2 separate regions of the Homo sapiens genome follow, and region 2 is linked to region 1. The links are chromatin contacts, found by Hi-C in ENCODE. All regions are on one chromosome and are shown on one strand. The core of a region is the stretch at or near the end of the contact, and the rest is flanking DNA. Distances in the headings are between cores, read along the strand shown. Region 1 overlaps SDS (serine dehydratase). Region 2 overlaps RBM19 (RNA binding motif protein 19).

Region 1 (5,938 bases), core at 2,931-5,430:
GAGGGTTTGGGAAGGTCCTGGGGCAGACTCTGGGGCTCCCATGGGGTGGAAGGAGCCTGTTCCAGCACCCTTCTCCCAGCTGCATTCCCACGGGTGGCCCTGGAGCTGGTGAGCTTTGTCTGGGCGTTGTCTTCGGCTGGCATTGCTCCTCCCAGCTCTGGCCCCTCTGCTCCCTCAGGAAGCAGTCCCCTCGTCTCCCTTTCTGGGCAGCTTCCTTGAGGACAGAAACTTGAAAACAAACACAAACCAAAGTTTCTGGCCATCTGTGGCTGGAGGGTTCTGAATGTCCTCTCTCCATGTCAGGCAGAGGGTCAGCCCCCATGCTTCTGCCTCAGGCCCCACCCCACCCCACCCCAGGCCTGCCCCTCACCTCAGGGCCATACCCACAGCGCCCTGATGGAGGAACCAGACCGCAGGCTGTGCCACCATTAAACAAGAGCGGCTGTGGCCCCATGCTGTGCTTCTTGGGGTGGCAGGGAAGGTGGGGTCAGCGCTTTTTCTCCTCTCAGGTTTGGGTTCTGCGCCATCCCCCATGCAGCCTCCTGTGCAGCCCTCTGTCTGTCCTTCTGTCCATTCATTCATCTGCCAACATACTCACCCATCATCCATCTGCACAGCCTTCCACCCACCCATCCGTCTTCCATCATCCATCCATCCATCTACCTATCCATTTATCATCCATCCACTCACCCATCCAACCACCCATCCAACCATTCAGCCATCTCCATCTGTCCATTTTCTTTCTTCTTCTTTTTTTTTTGTTTTTGTTTTTTCTGAGTGGGAGTTTCACTCTATTGCCCAGGCTGGAGTGCAATGGCATAATCTCTGCTCACTGCAACCTCTGCTTCCTGGGTTCAAGCGATTCTCCTGCCTTAGCTTCCCAAGTAGCTGGGGTTACAGGCATGAGCCACCATGCCTGGCTAATTTTGTATTTTTAGTAGAGACAGGGTTTCACCATGTTGGCCAGGCTGGTCTCGAACTCCTGGCCTCAAGTGATCCGCCCGTCTTGGCCTCCCAAAGTGCTTGGATTACAGATGTGAGCCCCCGCACCTGGCCTCATTTGTCCATTTTCCATCCACTTACCCACCCACCCATTTACTCATCCAGCCATTGACTCATCCATCCACCTATGAGATCAGACAGGGAGGGATCCTTTTTTGTATTGGTCTGTATACCACAGCATGGCTTACGAAGTTCTTATCTATCTATCACCCATCCACCCACCCATTTATCTACCCACCCATTCATCCACCCACCCATCCAACTACCTATCCATTCATCCATCCACCCATCTGCCAACGCATCCATCCATCCACCCACCCAATCATCTACCCACTCACCTATCCACCCATCCACCTACCTATTTGTCACCCATCCACCCATCCATCCATCCAATCACCCATCCAACCATCAATCCAACCATTTTCATCTGTTCATTTTCCATCCATCTACCCGTCCACCCATTCACTCCTCCATCCACCTACCTATCCATTTATCACCCATTTACCCATCCATCCATCCATCCTTCCAACCATTTATCCACCCATCCAAACATTTCCATCTGTTTTTCCATCCATCTACCCATCCACCCATTCACTCATCCATCCACCTTCCTATCCATTTATCATCCATCTACCCACTCACCCATCCATCCAACCTTCCAACCATTTATCCACCCATCCAACTATTTCCATCTGTTCATTTTCCACCCATTTACCCATCTACTAATTCACTCATCCATCCACCTACCTATCCATTTATCATCCATCTACCCACTCACCCATCCATCCATCCTTCCAACCATTTATCCACCCATCCAACCATTTCCATCTGTTCATTTCCATCCATCTACCCATCTACCCATTCACTCATCCGTCCACCTATCCATTTATCACCCATCTACCCATCCATCCACCCACTCATCCATCCATTCATCCATCCACCCACCCACCCGTCCATCCACCTACCTATTCATTTATCACCCATCCATCCACACACGGGTCTGTGCAGATTCATTAATATCCACCCATGCATCCATATTTATCTATTTTCTATCCATCAGCCATCCATTCATTCATATCCATCCATCCATCTATCCATCCAGATGTTTATTGAGCACCTGTGTTCTGGGTCCTATTTGGGAGCCTTGTTAACCACCAAGACCTTCCTAAGCCATATTGTGGTATACAGACAGATACAAAAAAAAAGGCTCTCTCCCTGTCTGATCTCATGCAGCCTGCCTTGGAGACAAGACTCTCCCAGTGCTGTGTGCTTGGAGAGAGGAAAGCACACAGCCCTGGAGTCAGAGACCTGGGTTTCAATTCTGTCTCCACCTCTTATTAGCTAGCTATGGACTCCTCTCTGAGCCTCGATTACCTCATCTGTGAAATGGGGTAATGGTGTGAGCAGCGTTTCCCTGGGGGATGTGATGCAGCCCACTTGGGGCCTCATGCACTCAGCATCTCTTTATTAGCAAACACTTATTGAACCCCTAGTACATGCCAGGCACTGTTATGAGGTCCCGGGGATACTTTATAACAAAAGGGACAGAAGCATTCCTGCTCTTGTGAAGTTTACATTGACTAGATAGTAAACAAAATAAATGAAATATGCAGTGTGTCAGTGCTGGTAAACCCGTGGAGAAAATAAAGCAAGGTTGGGGTCTGGGGTTGGGAATTGACTTGTGGTTTTATCTTATTTTCCTTTTTATTTATTTATTTATTTTTTGAGACGGAGTCTCACTCTGTCGCCAGACTGGAGTGTAATGGCACAATCCCGGCTCACTGCAACCTCTGCCTCCTGGGTTCAAGTTATTTTTCCTTTTTGTAGAGACAGAGTCTCACTGTGCCAACCAGCCTGGTCTTGAACTCCTGGGCTCAAGCGATCCTCCCACAGGCGTGAGCCACTGCGCCCAGCCCTGAGTGACTCTTAAACTTCAGTTTGAACTTGGGGTCATCCAGAAAGTACCCTGAGGGTGGGGTTCCCTCCATGCTCTGGAGCCAGCCCCAGTAATTCCTCTTTGATCTATGATACGGGCTTCAGCATATGCTTTTGTTGGAAGAGAGGGCTCCATGTTTGAGGAGGGTTTGCATGACATTGACTTCAAGTCCACCCACCCTTTCCCTCTCCCAGAGATGGGTGTCCAGTGTCAGCTCACACACGCCCAGGGGAGGGGGCCTCACTTCTTTGCTTCCATTGGGTCTGTGATGAAATAATTCTGACTTAGTAGGAAGGACTTCATATCAGAATGAAGTTGGCCTCCCCAGCTGCTTCTGCCTTCAGCGGAGGCAGCCTTTGTCCCACCCCAAGTCCCTCTTGTTTAGCCACCTGCTTCCTGTGGTACAGGGATGCCCCTGTCCTGGCATGCAAGACTAGCTGGAGTCAGGCTCCTGGCCTCACTCTGGGGCCCCAGTTGAGAGCTGGGGCTGAGAGCAGACTTGGGGTGGAAGGAAAGCAGGAAAGGAGACAGCTGATGATGGGAAAATGCACAGGATCTTTGTTTCATAAATATATTTTATTTTTCAATGAAAAAGTTTGCACATTAGAAAAATTAGTAAGGGTCAGGGGTGGGCTTCCTGGGAGGATGGCTGAGATGGTTCCTCAACCCTGGTTGGTGGCCCTGTTGACCTTCACTGGGAACAAGTTCAGGGGCGAGGTCACAGCTTTGAGGAATTCCTCACTGCTGTGATTCAGGTCTCTCCTGTCCACCCTGCTCTGGGTACCTGGTGTGTTACTTGTGGGCACTTGTCACGCCAGCAAGTTGGCTAAGGATGGGCACAGAGCAGTCACACAGATACCAAAAAGGTCCAATTCATAGCCTCGCTGGCTGCCGACCTTTGGCCTCTGCATAGTGGGCTCCTGATAACAAGAAGTTAACCTGCACCCAGGCCACAGGTGCTCAGCCAAACATACGACGAGGCGCTGGATAAAACTCCAGCCCCTCCAGGGGTCTCTTGGGCTAGGAGAGCACAGATCGGTAAGGGGTCCGTCCTCACTTGGGCAACCTATTTGTCATGCCCAGCTGTTCCTTGAGCGCCCGCAGCTGGGCCAGGCTGATGTTGCTGCCCCCGCAGACGATGACCACGAGGGATGGCAGCGGGGTTCGGAGATTCCCCTCCAGTTGGAGCTTCTGGATCACGTGGCTATAGACAGCGGCCAGGGCTGCCCCGCAGGCGGGCTCCACCAGGATCTTCTCATCATCTGCCAGAGAAGGGGCGTGACAGGGGCGTGGCCTGAGTTTCCCAGGGTGCACAGGAGCTGACAGGCCATTGGCAGGACCTGGGAATACTGAGCCAATCAGCTCTCAGCCCTGGCTGCAGCCGCAGGTCCTGAACCAAACGTCCCGTCATCGGCCTGAATTGGCCCTTCCAAGCCTGAGCCAGGGCCTGGGTTTCATCATGAGTGCTAACACTGATAGAATGAGTGTGGTTGCGTGAGCACTGTGTTGAGAAGGATTCTGAGGCATCATCTGAGCAAGAGTTCCATGGTTGATTAGCCAAGTGTGCAGCAGGTACAGAAGCATAAATGGTACTATTTTTTTCTCTCTTTTTTGCCATCCCTGCCCTAGACGGAACCCAGAAAGAGTCCAGCCTAGTTACAGACTCACCTCTGAATGAATCAAACTCTGAGCCCCATGTTTTCCTTTTTTTACCCTGGCTGCCAGGAAACTCAGAAGCAACATTTTAAATATTCACTTATTGTTTTCTGCTGCTATGGTTATCAGGCTTACTTTTCTATTTACTTTTCCATTATGTGTGGCTTTTGCTTTTCTATTTCTACACGGCATTGTATTATCTTCTATTAATGGAAAATTCTAGGCAGAGGTGGAAGACAGAACTGTGAAGGAAACTTGGGGTGAGTGGGATCCCCAGTGGCATACCAAGTGGACAGCCACTTAGCGCCTGAGTCAGCAGGTCAGGTCATGGGAGGACCTGGCACATACCCACGAACTTCTCAATGGCGGCCACAGCCTCCTGGTCCGAGATAACTTCAGAGAAAATGGGGTGTTCCTGAAACAGCTTCAGGGCCTGAGCCCCCACAGTCTTCACGCCCAGGGCCTTGGCAACACTGAGAGAAGTGGGAACCCAGAAGAGGATGGGAGTGGGGGAAACAGGAGAGAGATGGGGGCAGGGAGGGAGAGAAGGAGATGGATGTGAGACAGAGAAGGCAATGCATCTGGGGGCAGGGGGACAGGTATCACCTCTGCAGCTGTAAAACCCTGAAAAGCCTCAGGGATCCCCAAACCAAGTGGGGTCTTCTAATAAGGTGCAGAGTGTTTGAATTGACATCATATAGTATATTCTTTAGTATCATTTTTTTAATTTTTTTGAGACTGAGTGTCACTATGTTGCCCAGGCGGGTTTTTGTTTTGTTTGTTTTTTTGTTGTTTTTTTGTTTTTTTTTTTTTTTAGACGGAGTCTTGCTCTGTTGCCCAGGCTGGAGTGCAGTGGTGCGATCTCAGCTCACTGCAATCTCTGCCTCCCGGGTTCAAGCAATTCTCCAGCCTCAGCCTACCGAGTAGCTGGGACTACAGGTGCCCACCACCACACCCGGCTAATTTTTGTATTTTTAGTAGAGATGGGGTTTCACTATGTTGACCAGGCTGGCCTCGAATTCCTGACCTTAGGTGATCCACCCCCCTCGGCCTTCCAAAGTGCTGGGATTACAGGCATGAGCCACCATGCCCGACCCCAGGCTGGTCTTGAACTCCTGGGCTCAAGTGATCCTCCTGCCTCGGCACAGCGTCATATTCTGATCAACACTAAGTCAGGAGCAAATGCCTAAGAGGACCCTTGTTGTTCCCTGCTAGGACTCCCTGCTTTTGCTCCGGGTTACAACCGCTACCTGGTTAACCCTCATGAAGCTTAGCACCACTCTGCCTGCCCACATCCTGCTGTGTCCTTCAAGGCTCAGGATTAAGGCCACCTCCTCCAAGGAG
Region 2 (5,324 bases), core at 2,412-4,911, 570 kb after region 1:
ATAAACCCTTCTGTCTTTTGCTTATCAACATGGTCCCAATGCCTGAAGTATGCCTGGCAGATAATAGGTGCTCAAGAAATATTTGTTGACTGACTGACTGAATACACAACTAGGATCAGTGAAGACAGATGCACCTGCAGAGGGATCATCACCCCCAATGGAGAGCTCAAGGGCTCACCTGACTCCTAGAGTCTGCACAGAGGGGCCCCCAGTGCCGGTTAGCCCAATGGCAAGCACAGGTCCGTGCGCATGGAGCACACAGTCCCCATGCCCTCACCTTCCAGGTCCTCCCCGGCTCCCTCCTCCTCACTCTCCTGCCCAGAATCGGAGTCGAAGTTCAGGTAGTCACTGGCCGGCTTGCTCTTCCCTTTCGAGGGCTCAGCATCCAGGCCATCATTCGCCCAAGTGGCTGCCTGCGCCCGCCTCTGATGAACTGACAGAAACTCCTGGAACTCTGTATCCTCCTTCAGCTGGTGGCACCAGAACCCGGGCGGCAGGGACACGGGAAAAAGAGAGAGGAAGAGGCAGAGAAGGCTCAGGTGGGGCTTGATCTTTCTAACTCTTAAGAGGGTGAGAAGATCCCTCAAGCTAATTTCCCCCATTCTCTGGAGGACCCCGAGGTTCAGCTGGGTCAGTTCTGAGGAAGGCAGAGTTGACTCCTCACTAGACAAAACTAAGAGGACAAGAAGACAAGGCCAGGGGAGACCAGAGGCACAGCTCTGCTTGCCAGGGCCAGCCTCCATCCTCTCCAGCCTCTTCCCTCTCCCAGTGTCCACCCTCTCCAGCCTCTTCCCTTTCCTAGCCTCCACCCTCTCCAGCCTCTACGGTCTCCTAGCCTCCACCCTCTCCCAGCCTCTACCCTCTCCAGTCTCCACCCTCTTCCACCTGCTGCCCACCCTCTCTCCTCCTTGGGCAACAGGACAGACTCACCTTCTCCAGTTGACCTGCCACCTTTTTCTTCTTCTCATCCTGAAAACAGAAGGCACAGAGAGTGAGGGTCACACAGATGAAGAGAGCTGGGAAACAGAACTGCACTGACCTGGGAGGGCCCATCTTTGGGAACCAAAAGTGAGTGACTACCCTGCTGGCAGTGGGGACAGAGGCTAGAGTGACCCTTTACATACTTTCTTAATTTCTGGAGTAGTAGAGTCTTTTGGAGGCTGCTTGGGCTGGCTTGGTTTCTGGGCATGTTTGCTCCAGGCTCTGGGTTTGGCCGGGTCCCCGAATGACTTGCAGAACTCCACCTGTGTGGGAAAGAGAGTGATTTTCACACCTGCCATGGCACCCAGGCGTTGGGTGCTGCCCTTCGGCACCTGGGAGCTCGGGCATTTCAGACAACTGTCACTGCCTAGCTGAGTTTGCTGAAGTAGATTACACGTCACCCCTTAGCCTGGGCTTTCTTTCCCTTCAAGTCTAGAATACAATACTCTAACAGTCTATCATTATGAGTCTGTAATACTGTAATGGTAATAGCTGCCACTTACTGAGGAACTCCACATGCCAGGTACTGTCTGAAGTGCTCTGCAAGTACTGATACACCGAGCCTCTCATGTCAGTGACAGCTATGACTTTCTACAATTCAGATCAAGAAATTGGAGCATCAAGAAGTCAATTTCCCTGGCTTACCCAGGTAATAAGTGACAGAGTGAAGACTGGAACTCAGGGGGTCTCTGGGCTCTGGAACCTGAGTTCTTAACCATCCACTCTACCGGGCGGCTGTGAGGATGGCATGAGATGACCTGGGCCAAGCACTCAACCAGGCTCTGGGCAGGGTAATGTGGGGCAGTGGCTACCACAGTTACCCCACACTGCCCTGGGTTAATTATCATAAAGTAAGCTCATCTGGCTCCAGAGAACAATTCTAGGGTGATAGGGGCACTGGGGTGACCACTGGAGGGACGGAAGAGTACTGGAGACCCAGCCTGAGCTGACGCACTATTCAGGCCCTAAAACCTCCAATACACTCCTCTGAGAGGACTTTGAGAGCGCTGGTTACTGGGGCATCCACCACCGCAAGCCACTCCCAGCCACAGTTAAGGCTGACGCTGGTCAACCAACCACTGCCCCTGGGGGAAGGAGCTGCCATCTGGTTGCAATCCTTTTTAAGACACAGGGTCTCACTCCGTTGCCCAGGCTGGACTGCAGTGGCATGATCATAGCTCACTGCAGCCTCAAACTCTTGGGCTCAAGTGATCCTCTTGTCTCAGCCTTCTGAATACCTAGGACTCCAGGCACATGTCACCATGCCCGGCTAATTTTTTTTTTTATTTTTGTAAAGACGCAGTCTTGCTATGTTGCACAGGCTGGTCTTGAACTCCTGGCTTCAAGTGATCCTCCCACCTCAGCCTCCCAAAGTGCTTGTATTATAGGCAGGAGCCACCACACCTGGCCAGTTACAATCCCTTTTGTGCACACTTCCAAAATAGGCTTGTTATCTCTATAATAATGACATGCTCACGGTACAAAATTCAAATAATATACAAAAGTACAATGGAAGTTAAAAAAGATGTACTCCAATTCCTATCACTCATGGAGAGGAATGATTAGTATTTTGGTACAAATCCTATCCTATGGCCTTCTATGCATTTATCATATATGTATGGATAGAGGAATACGATTGTGTCTATATAGGATCACGAGACATATATATATTTATCCATCATCTGTTTTTTCCTTCTCAACAAAGCATTAGAGATGTTTTTACGAAGTCACTAAATACACGAGTGACCTGAGTGGAGCCCACTCCTCCAGGAAGCTTTCCTGACTCCTCCCTGGTCCGGCTATAGATCTTTGTTCTCCCACAGTCCCTGGGGCTCACCCTATCATAGCACTGATGTCACTGAGCCAAAGCAGCCTGCTGACCTGTCAGCCCCCTGCCTGCCCAGAGACAGCAGGCTCCATGAGGACAGGGGCTGAGGCATCACCTTTTTCTCTAAACTCCCAGCATCATTGAGTGCTTGCTAAATGCATGAGTGAATGGATGAGGTAGAGCTGTGGTTCTCAAGGTGTGGGCCTCAGACCAGCAGCATGGTCGTCACCTGAGGGCTTGTTGGATGTGTGAATTCTTGGGTCCTGACTCCATGCACTGAATCAGATGCTCTGGGGACGGGCCCAGGAAGCTGTTATAATAAGCTCTCAGGTGATTTGTATGCACATGAAAGTGTGTGAATCGGTGAGGAAGAAAACCAAAGACATCACAAAGTGAAGAGGGACGGTCTTTGAACTCAAGTGCTGAGTGAAAGATCAAACAACGTCACACTTGACAGGAAGGTAAGGGTGAGACTCCTGCCCACTCACTGTGATCCGGGATGTGTCGATGAAGCTCTTGTTGAAATGCTTCTGTGCCTTCTGGGCCTCTTCCTCGGACTTGAAGCCAATAAAACCAAACTTGCGGAACTTGCCATCTTTGGTGAACTTCAGGCTGCAGTCTGTCAGCGTGCCGAAGGCGGCAAACAGCTGCCTGAAACGCTCCTCCTTCATCTAGGACAGAGGGAAAGGAATGAGAGACGAACTGGAAAGTCCCCAGAGCAAGGGGACAAAATGGGCTGGAAACCTGAGGCCACGAGATTCTCCAAGGGTGGCCTTAGATGAAGAGGGGCAGAGTGTACTTTTCTAGTTACAACAGGTTCCAGCTCTGACTCTAGCACGAGTTGTGTGGCCTTGAGAAAGTCCCTTAACCACTCACTGATGTGGAAATCATGACTCATAATGGCTGCAAATGACATCTTCCTACCCTATGGGGCTCCTATGAGGATAAGACCAATTACAGAAGCAGTATTACGTCTGCTACATAGTAGATACCTAATAAATACTTGTAGGAATAAATGAAAGAATGAACAGGCATGGTAAGCTATATATATCTTTGTTAATAAAGCCCCCCCAAAAGATGCCCACATCCTAATCCCTGGAAACTGTGGATATGTTACCTTACAAGGCAAAAGGGACTTGTCAGGTGTGACTGATATGGAGATGGGGAGATGATCTGGATTATGCAGCCAGGTCCAATGTCACCTCAAGGGTCCTTATGAGAGGGAGGCGGGAAGATCAGAGAAGATGGAAACAGAAAGATTGGAAGATGCTATGCTATTGGCTCCAAATATGGAGTATATAGCTATGAACCAAGGAAGGCAGGTGCTTCTAGAAGCTGAAAAAAGGCAAAGGGACAGATATTCCCACAGAGCTTCCAGAAGGACTGCAGCCCTGCCAAAGCCTTGATTTTAGGATTTCTGACCTGCAAAACTGTAAGATAAGGATTGTCTGGATTGTTTAAGCCACTAAGTTTGTGCTAATTTGCTATAGCTGCACTAAAAAACTAACACACTATTATTATAATTTGGTCAAGAAGCCCCACACTATGGAAAACAGGCTCCTGGCTTCTCACCATCTTCACTGCAGCCAGGCTACCCTCACAACTCAGTTTTCTAAGCAGATACTGGGATATTTGTGTGTGTGGTAGTGGAGTTGAGGGGACATTCAGGGCCCCACGAACAGCCAAAATAAGTTTGAAAATGCAAGAAGCTAGAGGCCTTGGCAGTCCAGCCAGAAGATGACATTTTCTGAGGTAGCTTCTTACTAACTGATCTAATCAAAATCTCAATCACACTGTGAGTTAGGAATTTTTGTCCACATTTTATAGAGAAAATGAAACTCATAAGGGATAAATGATCTGCCCAAGGCCTACAGAATCAAGGTTTGTGACTCAATTCAGAAATATAAGACAGTGAATTCAATTCCTCAGTGCCTGGGAGAGACCTGGCTCAAGTCTGAATCCATCATTCCTTTGCCAAAAACCTTTCGGTGACTTTCTGGCACCAAAGTCTCAAGGACGAGCACCTAAAGGAAAACATGCAATTCTTCAAGATCTGCCCTGACCAACCTCTTCAGCACCACGCTTTGACAAATTTCTCACAGCCTTCTCACTTCCGAGGTTTTACTTTGGTTGTCCCCTCTGGGTGATATTTCCCAAGACAGGCCCTGGCTAACTCCTCATTCTCAGTTCAATCATCTCCTATTCCAGGAGGCCTTTCTTAGATGCCTTAGATGGACGAGATAACCAACCCTCACTGTGCTCCCACAGCACTCGGTTCACATGTCAGTGATGCACCTTGCATCGTAATGATCTGGTGCCTCTCTTTTCTGCTAGCCTGCAAGTCCCATTAAAAATAAGGACACAGGCTTATCCACCTCTATCTACAGTGTCAGCAATATCACAAGTACTCACTACTAATTATTTCCTCAATTCAATCCCTAAACTAAAGATTGCTCAATTCAATCCCTGCTCTATAAATTACACCAGTGTGTGACCTCAGGCAAATCCCTGTACC

Evidence for each region. Hi-C counts contacts between places; a loop is a spot of excess contacts on that map. Pooled maps may share reads with other maps.
Region 2: a pooled map shows a loop between it and region 1 (5-fold over the local background). The contact joins two enhancer-like sites. A Hi-C loop is called at or near these places in 2 of 50 pooled maps.

Annotation. Positions count from the first base shown.
Region 1 is chr12:113,388,950-113,394,887 of GRCh38, forward strand. SDS (serine dehydratase) reads right to left here. Exons shown (of 8, transcript NM_006843.3): 7 at 4,943-5,067; 8 at 3,496-4,200. The coding sequence ends at 3,992. PLBD2 (phospholipase B domain containing 2) reads left to right here. Exons shown (of 12, transcript NM_173542.4): 12 at 1-2,680. Among named protein-coding and RNA genes, the nearest start is that of SDS, 12 kb to the right of the region's middle. RefSeq lists an enhancer at 4,265-4,464. Within about 2 kb of position 4,181, at least 2 of the 41 ENCODE cell types and tissues checked have a DNase peak (open chromatin) inside an H3K27ac peak, as active enhancers do.
Region 2 is chr12:113,958,935-113,964,258 of GRCh38, forward strand. RBM19 (RNA binding motif protein 19) reads right to left here. Exons shown (of 24, transcript NM_016196.4): 2 at 3,298-3,480; 3 at 1,125-1,244; 4 at 931-969; 5 at 278-470. Among named protein-coding and RNA genes, the nearest start is that of RBM19, 4.7 kb to the right of the region's middle. RefSeq lists enhancers at 3,603-3,652, 3,793-3,842. Within about 2 kb of position 3,662, at least 2 of the 41 ENCODE cell types and tissues checked have a DNase peak (open chromatin) inside an H3K27ac peak, as active enhancers do.